Linked DNA regions of Homo sapiens: region 2 is linked to region 1. Evidence: chromatin contacts called from ENCODE Hi-C or POLR2A ChIA-PET data. All regions are on one chromosome and are shown on one strand. Each heading gives the region's core, a stretch centred on a gene start or an enhancer-like site at or near the end of the contact. The rest is flanking DNA. Distances are from core to core; before and after follow the strand shown. Region 1 overlaps FOXP1 (forkhead box P1). Region 2 overlaps FOXP1 (forkhead box P1).

The links. Hi-C counts contacts between places; a loop is a spot of excess contacts on that map. ChIA-PET counts read pairs that join two places held with the same protein, here RNA polymerase II (POLR2A). Pooled maps may share reads with other maps.
Region 2: a loop to region 1 is called in a map of naive thymus-derived CD4-positive, alpha-beta T cell, with 5 times the contacts of the local background. The contact joins two enhancer-like sites. A Hi-C loop is called at or near these places in 13 of 168 maps with a recorded cell type or tissue (B cell, CD14-positive monocyte, CD4-positive, alpha-beta T cell and 7 more) and 14 of 50 pooled maps. POLR2A ChIA-PET finds 5 or more read pairs at or near these places in 22 of 52 experiments (A549, B cell, CD4-positive, alpha-beta T cell and 15 more).

The regions. Positions count from the first base shown.
Region 1 is chr3:71,445,827-71,450,289 of GRCh38, reverse strand. The region is part of intron 3 of FOXP1 (forkhead box P1); the gene reads left to right. Among named protein-coding and RNA genes, the nearest start is that of MIR1284, 94 kb to the left of the region's middle. Within about 2 kb of position 2,354, at least 2 of the 41 ENCODE cell types and tissues checked have a DNase peak (open chromatin) inside an H3K27ac peak, as active enhancers do; they include CD14-positive monocyte, where a contact is called at or near this core.
Region 2 is chr3:71,484,358-71,488,820 of GRCh38, reverse strand. The region is part of intron 3 of FOXP1 (forkhead box P1); the gene reads left to right. Among named protein-coding and RNA genes, the nearest start is that of MIR1284, 56 kb to the left of the region's middle. Within about 2 kb of position 1,805, at least 5 of the 41 ENCODE cell types and tissues checked have a DNase peak (open chromatin) inside an H3K27ac peak, as active enhancers do; they include CD14-positive monocyte, where a contact is called at or near this core.

The sequences.
Region 1 (4,463 bases), core at 1,105-3,604:
TCTAAAAATTGCCAGCATGGAGGTACAGAAACACCTGTAGTTTTTTAGTTGTGAATCTATTTGTTTAGCATTTCTAACCAAAGTAGTTTCAGTTAAATCATTGAAATTAGGAACATAAACACATTGACTCTAATACGCAGGTGTGATTTTTCTTTGTCTTCCACCTACCTCTTCTAATGTCTTATGTATTTAGAAACCTGTTTATTTGTAAATGAGGCTTTGTGAGGTTAAAGTGGAAAACTTCAGAAGGAAATTTTAAAGGACTTATGTTTATAAAGCCCCTTTTCCTTTTTAATGCTCAATTCGTAGACATGTTGGGAAAGAAATTTCATGCCTTATGACTGAAGTCACCTCTCTGAGATTTTTTAAACTTTTATTTACCTCGTATTTCATAGACCTATGTGAGATTGTATTTAGTTATACTTTGTTATGGTTTAGCTTTTCTAAAAATAAACTTTGTGAATATTTATCTAATGAAACAATGATTCATTTATAAACAGCCCCTTAAAAAAGAATTCCTCAATTCGAGTGGTCAGATTGCATGATCAGTAAGTGACCCCTATTCATTTTACATTGCACCCCTTTCTTCCATAGGGTTTACATGGGCAAAAATTATATCTGAGAATAGGATTTTCTGCTGCTTGTAGAATTAATCCCTGTTTGTATGGGAGAGGACAAGAAAAGGTTGTTGAGGGCTGATGAAAGGAAACCCTCACAAAGTTGCAAAGAGCTGCCTTTGAACTTGGTAAGGTTCTAGGAAATAGTCCTTTGCCTGGGCTGCTCCCAGCCATGAAATTCTGGGTTTTAAAGGAAAGATGTGTTGTAATGTTGCCCATCAGTGTACATCTTGGAGCCTCCTTGCAGGTTACTGCCACACACACACAAATGCATGAAAATTACATTTCACTTCTTTTAACACCGGATTAAGGGGAGCCACAGAGGGTGTTTAGGGTGGAAAATTTAAGGAGGCATTTGCTGTCAATGCTGATCTTGAACTTGGACGATCCTGAGAGCTAGTGCCTCCCTAAATTTTGCACCCTAGGCACCTTGCTTGCCTCCTATAATTTGGGCCCTGCTCTATTTTTGCAATTAAGAAAAACCTTGACCCAAGTAAAACACATCAATTTTTTGCTCTTTCTATATTTCTACCCTGTTTTTATTACCAAAATTTAATAATGACAATGAATATGATCATATAATATTGTTTGATTACTGTTTCTATGTAGTTTCCCCGAATTGGCAGGCATTCTGTTTCTGAACCAAAAACCAGTTTGGGGTTAGGTCTGGTCATAACACGCATTTTGTTCTTTGATTTCATTGGAGCTAGGGTTTGACATTAGCTAATAAACTTTGCATGCCCACGCCTTACTAAGTTGTACAGTTGCAAGTGTCCTCCATGAAAAAGACGTGTGCCGGCATTCCCAGGTCAAAGTTTGCTAAGCAGGTTTCTAAGGATTCTTACTTGCCAGTGATTTGGTTCTGAAATTGTGGCAATGGTAATTTGGTATTCAAAACAGAGAAGTTTGGAATAGGCATCTTAGCTGGGGACAGTAAAGCAGCCGACAGGAATTATCTTTGTTGTAGACACTACCACCATTACCTACTAGTTAAGGTATTTTGCAAAGTGTTCTTGAATGCGTCCCATTTTATTCTTAAGGAAAACTCCTTTTTGCGGGTACCATTATTACCTACTAGTTTACATATGAGGACATTGCTGCTTGGAGAAATTAAATCATTTACCCAAGTTCACAGGTCAATAACAACAGACCCTAACCCATGAGCCAGTGCTCTTAATACCAGTGATCTTAACCACTGTGTAGTCTTTGCTATGTTCCATTAATTGTCCAGGGATATTATTATAGGTACAGTTTGTCTTTTGGGAGAGGTACCAGAATTTCTTTCTTAAGTATTGCTTAAACCTTACCAGTCAACAGCCTTTCTTTGCAGAATGAGGAAAGCATTTAGTGCCCATACTGTTTTCGCAGACTTAATGGAGCAGGATTTTGTACATTTCTTTGTGGAAGCTGTTCAGAGAGGTGTGTGTAAGGGGAAAGGAAGCAGTGGGAATCCTTCACCCTGGTCAGGGGATAAAGATCTCCTGATAGACTAGGAGGTGTCTGTCAGTCACTAAGATTGAAATCTTAGAAGGAGTCTATTTCTGTGCTGGGGTTCCGTCCCCAAGGCTGGCAACATTCACATTCCTCGGCAGGGAAGCGTTGTTTAGAGGCATCAACCCGTGAAGGGTTCCATGAGGCCTGGCACTATCTGATGTGTGGTGTGTATGAATGAAGCCTCTTTCCTCAAAGCTGAAATCAGTTTGAGAAAACTGGAAGAATGAGTCATTTGAGGTTCTTCTCTCTGAACGTGTCTACACTTGTCTCTGGCTGATTCTATACTTGCATAGTTGTAAGTATACTGTATAGATTCTATACTTGCAAATGTTGAAATTTCACTATGATCTTGAGTAGGGTGAAAGAGAAAGACATGATATCCAAACCCCTCTCCCCCTGCCCCATTCTGGTGAGTATTCAAGTTTAATAAAAATATATGAAAAAGGCCAGATTCTTTTAGAAGGGCTTTGCTTCTATCTGTTGCAACCTGTGTCTGAACAGGTAGGGCACGCTGGACGTGGATGAGCTTCCTTTAAAGAACCATGCTGCTAGCGTGAACCTCATCCACACGCTCCCTTAGTGGGTCCTCTCAGTTTCTGTCTGGTAACTGGACATAGGCCTCGATGGTTTCATCTGTCCAGAAGGGAAAAGTACAATGGAATGGGAGCAGGTTGGTATGCAGACCTGTGGAACTAGGCCACTGACCTACTTCCTTCCAGCTGGAGTGATGCCCTTTCAGATCTGACTCCAGCCATGTGGCACCTGGTTGCCAATCACTGCCCAGATTGGCAGGTTCCTCCCTGACTCAGGCCATTCATCTAAGTGGATGTGACTGTTTGTAAGCTCGTTGGGGTGCCTCATAAACTAGCTTGAGAATGTGTAAGGCAGAGGGGCCTGGAAACATAGTGGCTAAATTTAAACAGTCATTCTTGCTGTATGTGTAGACATAGGTGTAGACAGAGGTATTCAGGCCACAACTACATGCTAACTTGTATGGTATTCTAAATAAGGTATTTGGATGATCACTGGCATTTATTTACTGAGGTTTCCTATGCAGAGCCCAGATTCCTGACTTCTTGTAACAAACCAAAAGATGTAGTAACACCAGCCCCTCTCCCATGCTGGGGTCAAGTGCCCATTTAGATGGGGCTTGTCAAAGCTGTCTGTTAGGGATGCATTCCCACCCACTCCCTAGTGTTTGAGTCCCTGCCTGCTTCATCCATTGAATCCATTGAAGCAACTGCCTGGCCCCTATGGGCATTTGAGTTTGCAACCCTGATGGAAAGCGTGTCCTGAAATAGATGTACTGGTATACACAAGTATGTAGACATAATCTGTATTGACACTTACTCCTGCTGAGGAATGTGCAGCCAGATTTCTGGAAAGTGCCAGTTTTTAAAATCCCTTCAATGATTTAAACCTGCTGGAAGCTGTGCATCCCATCTAAACAATGGGATCCATAGAGAAACATACTCATTGGAGAATTACGAGGCATATAATTTTGTCTTTAAATTCTTATGAGTGAATTGTAAGAACATGACTTCATAGGAACCTCTGAGACATTACAGTGTTTTAATAACACTTTGCTGCTACATGCAGTGGTTCATTTTTACTTTTATTAATTTTTTTTTTCAGTGTGTGGCAGCAGGTGCCCTGGGCACCTCAGCCCTATCTCTAGCTTCATCCTCCTCTGCCTCTGGGAAGCCGCCTGGCTCCCTCCCTCCTTAGGGCAGAGGCTCCAGGGGGCATGTCTTGTCTGCGAAGAGTTTACGAGGTTTCACCCACTCCTTCATTCTTGAACATGCTTTTTCTCTGCTTATTACCCTCCCTGTTTCCTCCTGGGCTGCCAACAACATATTATATTACCTCCATCTGCAACCAGAGCTGCTACCACCACTGTGCCCGAGCCTGAATTTTCATAGTTATATTAAAAAAAATCAAGGGTGCCCACAAGTGACAGCAGCTTTTATGGAAGCCAGTCTTAGCAAGATGGCAGAGCACCCATTTCTCCATGAGGCCCAGGCTTCTCAGAGAAGGGCAAGAACTGTCTTCTGCTTTGGCCATCGTGATGACACATTGAATGCCTGAATTCATTCACTCACTCACTCACTCACTCACTCACTCACTCACTCACTCACTCACCTATGAGTTGTTTTCAATAGATACTTGTATGTGTTAAAAGACACACATAGGCCGGGCACGGTGGCTCACACCTGTAATTCCCAGCACTTTGGGAGGCCAAGGTGGGCGGATCACCTGACGGCAGGAGTTTGAGACCAGACTGGCCAATATGGTGAAACCCCATCTCTACTAAAAATACAAAATTAGCTGGGGTTGGGTCACGTGCCTGTA
Region 2 (4,463 bases), core at 556-3,055, 39 kb before region 1:
ACTCACACCATAAAGAGAGGCTAGATTTAATAAGCAGTTATGAGTGCTGGCAGCTGCCTATCAGATTGTATCACTCGGGCTCCCGCATGCGAAGACAGTGTCAACTTACATTTTATCTGTGAAGTATTTTCGATGCGTTTATTTTGCCTTTCTCTCCAGTTCCTAACCCAATACAAGTAATGTAATTGGCTAAATATTTTCCACATAGCTAACTGGCTAGGGGCCAAGGTGGAAACCATTGTCTGGCTTGATGAAGATCAGAAATTAACATGACATTTACGTGGAGGTAATGGAATATATTAGTAATGTAGTAATTCAGGATGGTGAGAGACAGTGTCCATCCCTTCCTGCCCATAAGCAGCAGGAGGTGTTCAGCAGCTGATGAAAGAACCTCCACACCCCCACCCCAGTTCCCTAGTACCACACAGCAGTAGCCAGCCCATCCCTGTGTCAAATTTACTTTTAAGTTCTTCAGACAGAACTGTAAGACAAACTAATGAATTATTCCATTTGTCAATTAAAAAATAAACCCCCCAACTCCTATTTTAAGATTAAATTCCAATTAGAAGATTGCATTTAATTCAGAAGCTGTAACATTGTTTTAATGAATTCTATTGGAGGTGACAGTTTATGTGAGATAAATTTATATAGTGTAGATAGATATAAATTCATTGGATAATGTTAAACATGTTACTTCATATATATTAGCTGTGAAATTTATTTCTTCTCTGGTTAGGTCCCTAAGGAGGTAGAGTCAAAGGGAAAAACATATCTTCAAAGAAAGAACCCTTTCTGTCCTTTCAGATATTTGCTCTAAAACAGCCTTTTCTCACTTTTATTAAAAAAAAATCTGTTAAATTTCTGCATTAACTGAATTTATGATTCTTGGTGTATGCTATTTATAAAATTGAATATAGGTTTTATGATATAGGAAATTAGTCTAGGAATGAGAATATGATCCAACTTTGTAATAAAGGTAATCTGCATTTATATTGCATGTATTTTCCATTCCTCTCTAAGCCCCTTACGGGATTATACACACATTTTTCTGGACATACAAATTCACCATAAACTTTTAATGTATTGGGCAGACTTTCGTTCACATGATACCTACACAAAACATCAAACCTTTTGGCTAAATTAGAGGTGGCAAACATTCTTGACACACTTTCGATTTTATAGTTCCCCTTTTCTGTGCCCATCCTGTGCCTTGGCAGACATCATTGAATTGGTCATATTCTTTCCTTTACTGAGTGTAGATGTGGCCTCAGAATTATTCCACCTAAATTCTTGTAGGCAGGCTTACAGAGTCACCATTTACATTTACAATGCAGTGTATAAGGTATAAGGCCGGGGCTTTTGAGCGATCTTTGCAGTTTGCCTTTGTATACCCAGTACTTACCCTAATATCTGGCAGACAGTTTTTAAACAGTCCATATTTCACATATTAATGAAAGAATCTGGGCTGGGTGCTGTGGCTCATGCCCGTAATCCCAACACTGGGAAGCCAAGGTGGGAGGATTGCTTGAGGCCGGGAGTTTGAGACCAGCCTGGGCAATATGTGTGCACCACATTGACTTGTTAGGTAGTTTATTTTCTACCCTTCAACTGGTTTTTGTGTTATGTCTGTGAAATATTATAGTTTTGTAGTGTTTTTTTTTTCAATTTGCGTAACTTTGGAAAAGACGAGAATGAGTCTATGTCGCTCTCTTTTTACCTGTGTATCAACTGAGGCTCTAACATAGCAAGGAAGTGGTGATGTGAGAGCCAAACCCAGACTTTCACTCTCTGGGTGCAGTTGCTTTCTCATAGGGAGAGGCACATACATGCCGGGTGCTGACCGGTGCAGGGCAAGTTTCTTACATTTTCCTTTTGCATATTAATCTTACTTCTTATCAATACACCAAAGCAAGCTGTACCAGGGAGGAAGGCATTTAGCTATTATATTTCAAATGATATCTTCCGTGATGTAAAATTCTAGGAACTTAAACTCCATTGCATGTTGTTTTTGAAAATATTCTGTTTTCTGTTAAGTTGGTTCAAGTAATGCACAGAAGCAAAGAGAAGGAAATTTCCATTCAGTTTATATGCAGGCTGCTGAGCTGCCTGTTGAGAATTGCCGTCATTTTATTCTGTCTTCAAGAAAAGTAAGCAATTAGTACATATAAGCTATCATTTAGCTAATGTACATTTTAATTTTATTTCAATATGTTGCATATTATTATTTCTTTTGGTCATGAAAAGCAGAGTGCGGAAGAGTGACTGTGGTGAACACGTGAATTGTTACCCTCTTGGCCCGTAATAATAGGATGATACGGTTGACTTTGATTAAGGGTGACAAAATCAGCAGGCCCCCGAAACAGCAGGCCTGTTCTGATGGTGGCTTTTGGATTTTTCCCTACAGATATTCTATGTAGCACCATCCAATGGATTGGAATAGGCTCATGAGATAAAATCTTTTTATTCCTTCTGTATTCGATCAGATTTTAGTAATATTTATAACAAATAATTAGAGAGCTATTCATCAGGCACTTACTTTTCCTATGTTGGTTCAAGTATCACCTTGCTTATCTTATTGAACCTTAACAACATCTCTGTGTTCTAGGTATTATTCTGGTTTTAATGTTGAGAAGAGAGAAGGTTAGTGCATAAGTCACCTGCTCAGAATTGCATAGCAAGAGTGAGAAGTGGGTTTTATTCCAAGTTGGGCCAATTTCAAAACCTTTGTCTTAACCATGAGGACATGCTACTTCCTCATCTTTGAATAGATTCCGTGGTTCTTTAAGGTCTTTTTGATTTAGGCAGAGAAGATTTTGTAGTTTATACTTGTCTTTGTGAAAGAGGTGGAATCTGACTTATTTAAAACAGCAGCTTCATCTGCAAGATTTTTATAGAGGCAGCAATGTAAAAGGGAATGGCTTCCTCCAAAAATTTTCTCCAAAATATTCCTCACCTCCTGGCTTTTTCCTCAGTTGAAAAAAATCTCCCCAGAGTCATGCCACTGGATTCAACACTGCATTATTTCTGTGGTTCTTTTTTTTTTTTTTTTGATGGAGTCTCTTTGTTGTCTAAGCTGGAGTGGAGTGGTATGTGGTATGATCTTGGCTCACTGCAACCTCTGCCTCCCAGGTTCAAGCGATTCTCCTGCCTCAGCCTCCCTAGTAGCTGGGATTAAAGGTACACGCCATCACACCTGGCTAATTTTTGTATTTTTAGTAGAGATGGGGTTTCACCATGTTGGCCAGGCTGGTCTTGAACTCCTGACCTCAGGTGATCTGCCCGCCTTGGCCTCCCAAAGTGCTGGGATTACAGGCGTGAGCCATCGCTTCCAGCCTCAGTTATTATTCAGGGAACTTTTTTCTCCCTGTTTTAAAAAGTTGCATATTGAATTATCTAAGAGTGAAATGACATGTCAGTTGCAAGTTCCTTTATGAATCTTCAGAAAATAAGAAAAAATGTTGGGGCAGAAGCTTGATAAATCTAGAATCTAGGTGATGGATATAAGGGGGTTTACTATTTTCTCTACTTTTAAATATTTTTGACCACTTTTATTGTATAAAAGGGATATTGGGGAGATGAGAGGCTTATCTAGCTCACTGTCTAATCTAGTCGTTGATAAACCAATCACAGGCAGGATAGAACCAGGCCTCTGCACCCCTGTCCTCTACCCAACACCTGCTGGCCCTCAGCTGCCAGTATAATTTAATTGATATGGGGTCTTAGGGCAAGGAGATGCTGACCTCATCAGCCCATTTTGTCCAGGAGTAATTTACTGGACAATACAGATACAATGTCTTTAACCTGACATACCAGCAGTCCCCAAGTAACTTATAAAATGATGGCAGTTGTCATAGTTGAGTATGTATGACATGCCAAGGGCTATAATACGTGTGTTATAGATTTTTATCTGTAATCTTCCTACGGGCAGTGTTTGGAGGGCTGTAGAGGAGACCTGAATTTAGGGCCCATCAGATTTTCTTCTTTACCTCCACGTTTTGTGTTTTTCAAAGTGTCATCTCAGCACTGCCTGGGAAGCGCATTAAATACAGACTTTCGGGCCCACACTGAGACACAGGCCCTTAGACTGGTTAGGGAGAGTGTGGTCTCTGAAGTTGAGTGGATAGCCTCAGGTCCTGGCCCCAGGACTCAATAATACCGTAACCCCGACCATGTCACAACTCCTTCCAAGCCTCAGTTTTCTCTTCTGCCAAATGGGGACAGTGGTGTCATCCACACTATTGGCTGTGAAAAGTCCTTAATACAGTGCTTGACACCTTGCAAATGTTAGATATATGCTGCTTGTAACTGTATTTGAACCTTTTTGAGACTTTGCCAATTTCCTGATAAAACCAAGAATATTGAGGATGTAGCAATGAATGCTCCAGGTGGCACTATTTGGTGGGTGAAATTTAAACCTTACATATCCTTGAAGTATGCTTTTTGTGATTATTAAAAGCATTTTA